Linked DNA regions of Homo sapiens: all the other regions are linked to region 2. Evidence: chromatin contacts called from ENCODE Hi-C or POLR2A ChIA-PET data. All regions are on one chromosome and are shown on one strand. Each heading gives the region's core, a stretch centred on a gene start or an enhancer-like site at or near the end of the contact. The rest is flanking DNA. Distances are from core to core; before and after follow the strand shown. Region 1 has its middle 6.5 kb from the start of INAVA. Region 2 has its middle 5.8 kb from the start of LINC00862. Region 3 overlaps CAMSAP2 (calmodulin regulated spectrin associated protein family member 2).

Region 1 (3,536 bases), core at 564-3,063, 510 kb after region 2:
GGTCTGTCAGGTGCTATTTTAGAGGGCACCTCCAGCCCAAGGTCTTTGAAAAATGCAACTGCTATTAGTGGTATTAAACAAAATTTATTGGAGGTCATTGATTTGGACTGACCTCCTGCTCTAGGCTTAACAGAACAAACCAAAATGGTGTCACTTATGCTAAAGTTTGATGTCACCAAACTGAAACTAAGTTGTTTATCTGACCTTCCAAGAAAACAGGAGAGAGAGAAAGATAATAGCCAAATCCCCAGATAGGCCAGTTTTAGCCAGCATGATAAGAAGTCCCCTCTGCTTTAACCTTTACAAAGAAAGTTAACTGAAGTTACCTGATGCTAACTGGTTGCTTTTTGTTCTGATTCTGCTTTCTTCAGCCCTTTTCTGCCTGTAAAGCCAACCTCCTCTGCTCAGCTCATTGGAGCACTTTTTCTCAGTTTTTAGAGAAAAATGCTACCCAGCTTCATAAGTCACAAATAAAAGCCAATTACATCATTTAACTAAATTTGTCATAATTTTGTGTTTTGACAGAGGGGTAATAATCATCCAGCCCTCAGACCCCCGACACGGTGTCTTCACCTCCTGCCAGTGTTTCAGGCTTCCTGAGGTGCAGCCCAGCTGGGACGTGGAAATTCCCGACCCTACACACCACCGCCCGCGGGGAAGGAAACATGGACCTGCACCAAAGTGTCTTTACTGTGTGCCATCTGATTGCAAACAGAACTGGGCTTTCCAAGAGAAACTGAGGACAGTGGAGAGCTTTTATCTTGAACCCGGGAGGTGGAGGTTGTAGTGAGCCGAGATCGCGCCACTGCACTCCAGCCTGGCGACAGAGCGAGACTCTGTCTCAAAAAAAAAAAAAAGAGCGAGAGAATGGCCACAGAGGCCCGGGCATTAGGGCTTACTGGACCAGGGATGCTGCAGGGGGCTTGGGCTTGCGGTTAGAGAGGGGCCAGGTTTTGCTCTCCCCAAAGCAGGGGTCCAAGTCTCCCCAAAGCAGGGGTCCAAGTCTCCCCAAGTGGGGCCACAGAAAGCAGGGGGCTCCAGGTTAAATTAGAGCCTCCAGGCCACCCCACACCCCGCTCTCTACCCCCCAGCACTTTCACCCTTAGGTTTTCTTCCTCCAGGGCACACAGAAGAGCAGATTTCTGGCAACTGTCAGAAATCTGACCCCCCAGGGGTCCAGCCCAGGAGAGCGAGTTACAAGAAGGGCAGAGGTCGGGGAAAGCGTGTCAGGGGCCAGTGCTCTCCATGTGCAGTGCGAGGTCACTGTCCTGTGGTCCCTGAAATCTTCTGGGAGCCCAGGCAGCCAGGATAGAAGAGCTGTAGAGGAAGGGGGAGGAGGAAAGAGAGAGAACAAAGGGAAAAAAAAGTGAAGAAAGAGAGGAGGCGGGGAAGGTAGGAAGAGGACCCTAACTTCCTGGAGAGGACCTGGGAACATTGAGAAACCAGCCCAGGATTGCTGGCCAGGAGGATGCTGGTGTGTCTCTGGGGAGCAGGCTCCTTTCCCATCTCATGCAACTCAAGAGTCTGAGCCCCAGTGATGGGCTTGCCCCTCTCCTCCAAGCAGCTCTCTAGATTCAGTATCCTGGACCCATTTGGGGGTTTTTCTTCCTTTGAAGCACTTTGAAGCAGCTGAGTGAGGCCCCCTGGCTGGACCTCCTAAGTCAGCTGTATGCGTTTCGCATAGCTACTCACCCGCCTGCAGCCCAGCCTGCACCCGATCAGTTGAGAGGGATCTGGTCCACAGAGGCTGAGGCCAATAGAGGACAGTGCCCCTTCTGCACCTGCCTCTGGCTGTGAGCTGCAGGATGTGGTCAGGAGAGGAAGCGAGGCCTAGGCCCAAGTCATTCTGGGGTTTCCAGAGAGCTTCTCACCCAGGGCATTGACAGGGCACTGTCTGGGTCTAGGCACGCCTCCCTCTCCTCATCCGGCCCCTGGAGCAAGGGTCGGGGGAAAGGGAGAGTGGGGAAGTTCAGCCTCCTCCCCCTCTTCCTCTGCCTGGCCAGAGAGCCTGAGGATTGTGAAATTGGACCAGGATAGCTCCCTCCGGGCAGGGAGAGGACTCAGTGAGTCCCTCTACTGCGTATGGGGGAGGATGGTGCTTCAGGGTGCGAGCAGCTGCCCAGCTACCATGCAGCTTTTAGAAGCTCAGCTAAGGACATCCAACTTTGCTTCCCTTTCTCCTGCCTAGCAAGAACTCAAAGGTTTTCCCCACTTCCCTTCCACTTCCCAGAAAACCCCATCTGATGGAGAATGCTTGCCCCTTCAGCCAAAGTGGGAAGGAGAGAGAGCTGATGGGGGCTTAGCGACCTCTTCCAAATCGCACCTCCTTCCTTCCCCTACATGGGCTGAGCAGTCAGTTTCCAATGAGGACTCTGGTTTCTGCTTCCATGGTGCCTGCTTCTGAGGCCCTTGACCTCTTCCCTCTGCCTTTCACCCACTCTCTCCCCTCTGCCACAACAGGAGTCTAGGCGCCATCGCCCTCGCCTGCATTCCTGCCTGCCTATGCTTTCTCCCCACTCCAACCACTCACATGCCACTCATCTTCTAAAGGTCAGTTTGCCCAGTTCATCTCCTGGGTCAACGTTTTTCAGCAGTGTGATGGTTAATTTTACGTGTCAACTTGGCTAGGCCCAGTGCCCAGATATTTGGTTAAACATTTTTTCAGATGTTTCTAGACGGTGTTTTGTTGTTTTGTGTGTGTGTGTGTGTGTGTTTTTAGATGAGATTAACATTGAAATTAATAGACTTTGAGTAAAGCAGATTACCCTCCAATCTGTGGAAGTCCTGGTTGGAACAAAGTCTGATCTCCCTGGAGCAAGAATGAATCCTGCCAGCAGGTTGCTTCGAACTTGAACTCCAGCTCTTCCCTGGATCTCCAGCCTGAGAGTCTATCCTGCAGATTCTGGATATGCCAGCTTTCACAATCCAATGAGCCAGTTCCTTAAAATCAATCAATCTCTCTCTTGCATTCTCTCTCTCTAGATATAGCTATCTATACATACACATCTTACTGGTTCTGTTTCTCAGAGAGTGCTGATTAATTCAAGTAGCTTCTCTTCAACTTCAGTATAAAAATCTTAAATCCTCACCTAGCCCACAAGGCTCTTAGTCATCTTACCTCATATAATGCCTTTGTACAAATTAGAAAAAGCCACCCTCTCTAGGCAGATACAGCTCTGACCAAACATAGGGCGAGGTGGGTGGAGAATGGTGAACCTTCCCTCTTAGTATAGTGCACAACCTGGACAACCACATGGAGTTGCCTTACTTTTGTTTGTTTGTTTGTTGTGTGTGTGTGTTTTTAATTGAGACAGAGTCTCGCTCTGTCACCCAGGCTGGAGTGCAATGGAGTGATCTTGGCTCACTGCAACCTCTGCTGCATGGGTTCAAGTGATTCTCATGCCTCAGCCTCCTGAGTAACTGGGACTACAGGCTCCCAGCACCATGCTCGCTAATTTTTTTTGTATTTTAAGTAGAGATGGGGTTTTGCCATGTTGCCCAGGCCATTCTTGAACTCCCGACCTCAGGCGATCCGT
Region 2 (3,925 bases), core at 620-3,119:
AGACAGGTTAAGTAAACTACTCAAGCTCAGCTAGAGTGACCCTCACCCTGTTTCTTATGAAGGGGTTTCCACAGTCAATAGAAAACTCTTCTACAGGCAGCTACAAAGATATGCATTGAAGTGACCACATAGCTTCATTATAAATCTCTTTACTGATTCTATGCCTTCATAGGGAAAAATGAGAATAACTACTTTTATAACAGACTAAATGAAAATTAATTTCAGAGAGTTTATAGAAAATGGCCAGGTGCAGTGCCTCAAGCCGGTAATCCCAGCACTTTGGGAAGCTGAGGCAGGTGGATCACTTCAGGTCAGGAGTTTGAGTCCAGCCTGGCCAATATGGTGAAACCCCATCTCTACTAAAAACACAAAATTTAGCTGGGCATGGTGGCATACGCCTGTAATCCCAGCTACTCAGGAGGCTGAGGCAGGAGAATCATTTGAACCCAGGAGTCAGAGGTTGCATGAGCCAAGATCGCGCCACTGCACTCCAGCTTGGGCAACAGAATGAGACTGCCTCAAAAAAATAAAAATACAAAATACAAAAAGAAAATGAATGTTATTTCCACTTTCATTTTTACTCCTCCCCTAACTGGCCTAAGTTTTTCTTACCAAATTGCCATTAGATTTTCAAAATGCTATGCTAAATAAAATACTGTTGGCCTTCATGTTTGAAAATGATGTTGCTGAGAGTGCTATTTTTTAAGCTAGAATTTTTACAGTCAGCAAATAAAGTAATGGTCGGTAAATTCAAGACCAGTTCCACAGAATAGATTGACTTCCTTTTAACCTGCTGGGCAAGAGTGAATGCTATTTTTTTTTCTATGTTTAACATATTCATGAGGAGCAGGGATAGAGTAAGTACATTCAAGCCACAGGTAGTCAAAATAATTTTTTGCCATTGGTTTTAATTATATATGCCATGATATCTTCTGGTAGAAATGACAAACTATAAAGATAGGTTTGTGCTTCACATCCTATTCTTTTCCATTGTTGCCTGACAGAAGCCCCAATGAATAGGGAAATTACATCCTTGGCTACAAAAATGGGCATGCAATTAGAATCATCCAACGGACAAAGAACCTAAAAAATTTTAGGGATTTTGGCACTCCTGTTTCCAATATCTTTGCTTCTTAGAAGGAAAAAACTCAAGTCAAGCAATTTGCTGCAAAGCACAGACACTGTGACACATTCAGCAAGGACCAAGGTGTCCTAATTTCCCTGCAATCAGTGTTTTCTTTTTTTTTTTTTTTTTTTTTTTTTTTTTTTTTTTTTTTTTTTGAGATGGAGTCTTGCTCTGTCACCCAGGCTGGAGTGCAATGGCATGTCTCAGCTCACTGCAAGCTCCGCCTCCTGGGTTCAAGCGATTCTCCTGCCTTAGCCTCCTGAGTGGCTGGGATTACAGGTGGATGCCACAACACCTGGCTAATTTTTGTAATTTTAGTAGAGACAGGGTTTCACCATGTTACCCAGGCTGGTCTTGAACTCCCGACCTCAGGTGATCCGCCTGCCTCAGCCTCCCAAAAGTGCTGGGATTACAGGCATGAGCCACTGCACCCGGCCCAGTGTGTTTTCTTCGGAAACCAATGATTATCCTCCAATTGGTCTGGAAGAGAGAGAGAATCTCCACAGAAAACCTGCATATAACTCTTCTGGCACTGTTCACAGTTAAGAATTGCAAATTACTTTACAAAATTACTTCTCTCAAAATACCCAGACACCTGGCCACAGACTGCCAACCTAATACTAAAATAGGCACCTTGATCAGCTCACGCTGTGACTTTAACCATTCAGCTGCATTTGACCACAGCGACAGATATCTTTGCCAAAAGAAATATGAAAAACTCTGGGAGCTGATTGCAAAATTGGGATTGGTCCAAACTTTTCCAAAGTGATGGCTCTGTTGTCTGGAATGTCTCACAGCCAGGACATTTTTCTCAACACGTCAGCTCTATATAATGAAAGCAATAAGAAGAAAATCAGATGTGCACAGAGCTTTTCTCTCTCTGCCTAATATGGGAATAATAATTAACTGTCCAAAAATGTAAGCACTGGCTCATGGCTGATGATTCACCTTTAAAGTTGTGCAAAGAAAAAGGCCAAACCTTTTGCAAAGCATGTATCAGTCATAAAAATGTCTACTTCCTTTGACACAGTAATCTTATTGCTGGAAACTGATCCTAAGAAATGATCCAAAAGAAAAGATGTTCACTACAAAATATGAATCAACCTAAATGCCCAATAATCAGAAAAATGTTAGCTATAGTACATGTTTCTAATGAAATACTATATTATCATTAAAAATAAATTATGAAGACTGTCACAATATACAGAAAATAGAGGATGATATTAAATTGAAAAGCAGAATACAGATGATATATGTGCATTATGAATATAACCATGTTCAAATATATTTGCACAGAGGAAAAATGGAATAGCAGTATTATGGGTGTTTTTTCTCTTTTTAACATTTTGTAATGTTGATCTACTGTTTTATATGTAGAGAGAGAAAGGGTCTCACTCTGTTGCCCTGGCTGGAGTGCAGTGGTGCAATTATAGTTCATTGCAGTCTCGAACACCTGGGCTCAAGCAATTCTCTCACCTCAGCCTCCTCAGTAGCTAGGACTACAGGTGCCAGCCATTGTGCCAGGCTTGTTTTAATCTTTTTTTAAGTTATGTACAATATTTCATATTCCTTTCTATACAATAAACCAGCACATAAATAATTTTTAAATTATCTAAAATAGCTAGCTCATTTCAAATATTTGTCCTTTAAAAATTATGAGCAGGACACTTGCCCAACATTTGACAACCAGCAGAATATCCATGCCAGTTTTGCTTCAACCCCTCTGACCACTCCAAAGTCAACATAGATTCACCTAAGCCCAGAATATAGTCGGATCAGAAAGGCACATGGCTCTGCCCCTGAAAAACTCCTGGCTCAGGCCCTCCCCTAAAGAAACCAGCCAGGTGGTTCCATGGGGATCTGGGTCCCGAGCCTCTACTACTATTTCCAGGGAAGACCTGGTTTGTGAAAACCTCTGGGTCTACTTCCTGCAGCCACCCTTGTGCTCTGGAAGGCAAGTAAGCCATTTCAATATGGACTTTGGATCCTGGACCCAAAGGTAGAAAAATACACAGCTATGAGGCCTTTGTTTTGATGTTTGTTTCTCAAAAATGGATTTTTTCACACCCAGTACATGTGGGGAGCAGCTGTTTTGTAGACAACCCTACAGATCTCCACAGAAAGATGAAGAGGTGGGGGCTGCCCCACTTGCTTCTGGTCTGCTACCAAGAAGAGTTAATCATCTCCCCAAATAGTGCAGGGAATGAGTTTTAACCTTGAATATACAGGCTTTGCGCTCACAGATACTGGTCATTAATGTTTATGCATGAAAGGTGACAGTTTTTGTTTGGTATACAGAGCATTGAAAAGGAAAAAGGAACTACTAATTTCTACAGGTTTCATTGTCTTGAGATCAAATATTCATAGCAACTCAGAAATCTGTCTAGAGAAATGTAGCTATTGCTAAGCTAATGCTTAGTAAACTCAAATAGACCCCATTTTATTACTGATATATATGAATTATATTGTTTCAAATGCATGCTTTTATCAATAATTCTTCAAAGGAAAAATTTTTAATTTTACAGAATCTTTTTTTTTAATCTATCAAGCTTTTTCTAAACCATCATACCTATGTTGCTCAAAAATTGTTGAGACCCGGGGTCAAGGAGACATTCACATTGGCTTTCAACGGAAAATGTGCTTCTCTACACTAAAATGGCCACTTAAGCAAGACTGTGGAAATGATTTATCTCACAATGTTTAAAGTTGGATCCTGACTCCAGCTATGTCATGACTGCACAATCAGTCAGAGACAAGTAGTTACACGCTCCTAAATAAAGAAGAGCACTCTAATGGCCA
Region 3 (3,647 bases), core at 1,099-3,598, 480 kb after region 2:
TTTGGCTGTTTAAAGCCAAATTCAGCTATTTAATTATGGTTTCATGGACACTGTTGAGCAATGTACAGTGTATGGTGTGCTTACCTGTCCACTCTAGAGCATTGCTTACAGGTTTTTTGTTTTTTAAGATGCTGTGCTGTAAAATACTGTCATACTTGCTATTTCCTGGTACAGTGTAGTTTTTCCCCTTTCATTTGAATAAAAGCATGGCACCAAATGACTCCTTTTCTGTTTCTTGAATAAAATGTAGTTTTTGGTAAAATTATTTGAACTTGAGATAACTCATACAGTTTTTCTATCCCCTAACCTATGTTTAAATTTAATAACTTGAATATTCATAACAGGCAACTTGAAATAATTAGCCTTTTAAAAATACTAACTTAGGGCAATGTTAAAAAGTCGGTAACTTTCTATGCTTAGCACAGACGGTCTACATAGTATGATTTATAAATGTGCTTATCTTATGTTAATCTTGCTCATACTAATTCACTATCTTTTGGTGAATTGATAGTTATATTGTACCAGAACTAGTGCTCTATGTCTTTGAAACTGAATGGCCAGTGAACTCACTGATCTGGAGTAGCCATGAGAAGCTAGTTCTTGACCATTATTTTGTAAGTTTCACTTTGATTTTGCTGATTCTACTTACTCAGAACAGAGTAAAGAAAAAGGTGTTTTTTAAGAAAAAAGAGATCTGATAACAAAACTATAAAATAATCGTCATGCCTAATTATATACCTGAAGAAATATCTGGTTAGTAGACATAAATGTGGTTTTCTAGCTTGGGACCTTTTTGATAGGTTCTGTAACTTCAGAGCACAGCTATATTTCCACAATATTTCCAGTACTTTAATTTTCAGAAATAAAAATATTTAACCCGGCCGGGCGCGGTGGCTCACGCCTGTAATCCCAGCACTTTGGGAGGCCGAAGTGGGCGGATCACGAGGTCAGGGGATCGAGACCATCCTGGCTAACATGGTGAAACCCCGTCTCTACTAAAAATACAAAAAAAATTAGCCAGGCCTGGTAGCGGGCACCTGTAGTCACAGCTACTTGGGAGGCTGAGACAGGAGAATGGCATGAACCCGGGAGGCAGAGCTTGCAGTGAGCCGAGATTGCACCACTGCACTCCAGCCTGGGCGACAGAGCGAGACTCCGTCTCAAAAAAAAAAAAAAAAAAAACCCTAAGACCCAGGCAACATTAGAAAAATGTACACAATGCCAGGTATGGTGGTGGCTCATGCCTATAATCCCAGCACTTCGGGAGGCCAAGGCAGGCAGATCACTTGAGGTCAGGAGTTTTGAGACCAGCCTGGCCAACACGGCGAAACCCTGTCTCTACTAAAAAATAAAAATTAGCCAGGCATGGTGGCATACGCCTGTAATCCCAGGTACTCAGGAACATGAGGCAGAAAAATTGCTTGAACCCAGGAGGCGGAGGTTGCTGTGAGCCAAGATCGCACCTCTGCAGTCCAGCCTGGGTGACAGAGTGAGGCTGTGTCTCAAAAAAAAAAAAAAAAAAAAAAAAAGTGTACACAAACCCTAGAGCCCCCACACAATAAGAATGTGTTGCCTTATGACTGAAATTGATACTTCTTAACTAGGGCAGAGGAAAATATTCTGTAGTGAATAGGAACAAACACCTTTATTTCATGATCTGTCTACACAGAAAGATGATAATAAAATTCAGCAAAGGAAATGTAGCTGTAATGTTATGACCTAGGAATTGGCTATTGGAGAAACACATCTATAAAATGAGTGTGAAATTCTGTCGTCCCTTAGAAGTATATAGATGCTTAAGAAATAGGTATCTTCTCAAAAGAAACAAATGAGATATTAATGATTTTGCCTAATTTGATGGGGGTGGGGGAAGTACACAGATTGGTATGTCAGAGTTGCTCTTCAAATAAGGAGATCTAGAATCTAGTTTCAGTCACTTCCTTTTTGCCCCTGTGGGCATGTAGGTCTTCTAGCAACTCAAGGCCACATGCTTAGACAACACAGATTAGTTTTGTACATGTGTTTAAATCACTGTGGTGATATGTGTCACAACAACAGCTAAAATCAGATAACTTTATTCCATCTACAGTGGCTTATTTATGTCAGGAAAATAGGGGGCAATTATTTTCCATCAAAGAGGTGAAAAGCAAATTAAGAAATGTTTTAAGACCCACTAAGGTTTTTTTTTTTTTTTTTTTTTGGGGACACATTAAGCAAAGCCACCATGGTACCTTAGGCTACTAATGCATTTGATTCTTCTTAACCCCAACCTGTTGTTTTAGGTGATTGAACCTGTGATTCAGCCTTCAGTAGGTGTTAGAGGCATCCAACACAGGTGGCAAGTATCGTCTACAGCACCTCTACTTCACAGTTACATTCAGCTGCTGTGATTCCTGGCCGACCCTATTATTCATACTTCAGGGTTTGTGTGTTTATATAGAAAAGGAAATGTGGCTCTCAACCCGAGATCGCGCTGCTGCACTTCAACCTGGGTGACAGAGTGAGACTCAGTCTCAAAAAAAAAAAAAATTGCTTTATAATTTAAAAGATTCTTTGCTTTGCTTTCTCTTTTAACTTACTGCTGCCTGGGAGGAGGTGAGCATTTACGTCTCCATTCTACAGATGAGGAAGATGAGGCTTTAAAAGGTTAGTAGCTGTCCCAGGGACTCAAAGCTAGTAAGTGACAGCATTACAAGTGGCACCTAAGCCTTCTGGTTTCAAATCCCCTTACTGTGCCATATGGTACAGTTTCCCACTGCGTTGTACATGTTGTGGAATAAGAATAAGGCTCACAGCTGTTACTAGTTAATAACGTATTCACCATTGGTAGAAAACTCAGAACTTGTGGTTAAAGTGGATTTTGTTCTCTTGCCCAAGACTGTTAACCATCATCAACACAACAGCTAAAATCAGCCTGTTACGCTCACCTGCTGTTTAATATCTAGATTCATAAAGATGAGAGAATGGAAAAACTGCAAAAGTGGTGAAAACAAATTCTGATAATAGGTTAATCAGAATTATCTAGGAAACAGTTATTAGATGAAAGGGGCTAGGTAGGTCACAAAGGTAAGTTCTCTTCCATCAAGGAACTCTTGAAGTGGATGCCATTAGACCTTTACAAACAACGGATATACCGTGTGCTGTATTAGAGGTATGGAACCGAAAGTAAAGGACAGATGCGCCCTTGTCTTGTCAACAGTAAGAGCCTCTTGTCCATCAAGAGAATTCATGTACTTTATAGGGTACTAACTCTACTAAAACTAACTCTATAAAGAACTTAAGACTGCTCTTCCTGGGGAACTTGTCTACAGGCACTCAGAATGGTCCAGCATTTGACATACTGTCATAGGCTTTCCTACAATACAGCCTCTAACAAAACTACGCGAACCCCTGGTAATAGAATTGTTTACCTTTATACCAAGAAGGTTGGGAAAGCATCAAAATCTGCGTGTGGCGTGTGCCCAGGCAGACTTTGAAGGGTTTGTGCTGTAAGACCTAAAGTTCTTATGAGGTTGTCCAAAACAAAGAAACATGTCAGCAGGGCCTATGTTGGTTCCATGTGTGCTAAATGTGTTTGTGACAGGATCAAGCGTGCTTTCCTTATCAAGGAGCAGAAAATTGTTGTGAAAGTGTTGAAGGCACAAGCA

The links. A loop is a pair of places that touch in the nucleus more often than their neighbours do. ChIA-PET counts read pairs that join two places held with the same protein, here RNA polymerase II (POLR2A). Pooled maps may share reads with other maps.
Region 1: a map with no recorded cell type shows a loop between it and region 2 (5-fold over the local background). The contact joins two enhancer-like sites. A Hi-C loop is called at or near these places in 1 of 37 single-sample maps with no recorded cell type. POLR2A ChIA-PET finds 5 or more read pairs at or near these places in 1 of 52 experiments (Caco-2).
Region 3: a map with no recorded cell type shows a loop between it and region 2 (4-fold over the local background). The contact joins two enhancer-like sites. A Hi-C loop is called at or near these places in 4 of 37 single-sample maps with no recorded cell type and 1 of 50 pooled maps.

What each region holds. Positions count from the first base shown.
Region 1 is chr1:200,886,623-200,890,158 of GRCh38, forward strand. No RefSeq gene overlaps it. Among named protein-coding and RNA genes, the nearest start is that of INAVA, 6.5 kb to the right of the region's middle. Within about 2 kb of position 1,814, at least 4 of the 41 ENCODE cell types and tissues checked have a DNase peak (open chromatin) inside an H3K27ac peak, as active enhancers do.
Region 2 is chr1:200,377,587-200,381,511 of GRCh38, forward strand. No RefSeq gene overlaps it. Among named protein-coding and RNA genes, the nearest start is that of LINC00862, 5.8 kb to the left of the region's middle. RefSeq lists an enhancer at 3,186-3,235. Within about 2 kb of position 1,870, at least 5 of the 41 ENCODE cell types and tissues checked have a DNase peak (open chromatin) inside an H3K27ac peak, as active enhancers do.
Region 3 is chr1:200,860,488-200,864,134 of GRCh38, forward strand. CAMSAP2 (calmodulin regulated spectrin associated protein family member 2) reads left to right here. Exons shown (of 17, transcript NM_203459.4): 17 at 1-217. It also overlaps the pseudogene RPL34P6. Among named protein-coding and RNA genes, the nearest start is that of GPR25, 11 kb to the right of the region's middle. Within about 2 kb of position 2,349, at least 5 of the 41 ENCODE cell types and tissues checked have a DNase peak (open chromatin) inside an H3K27ac peak, as active enhancers do.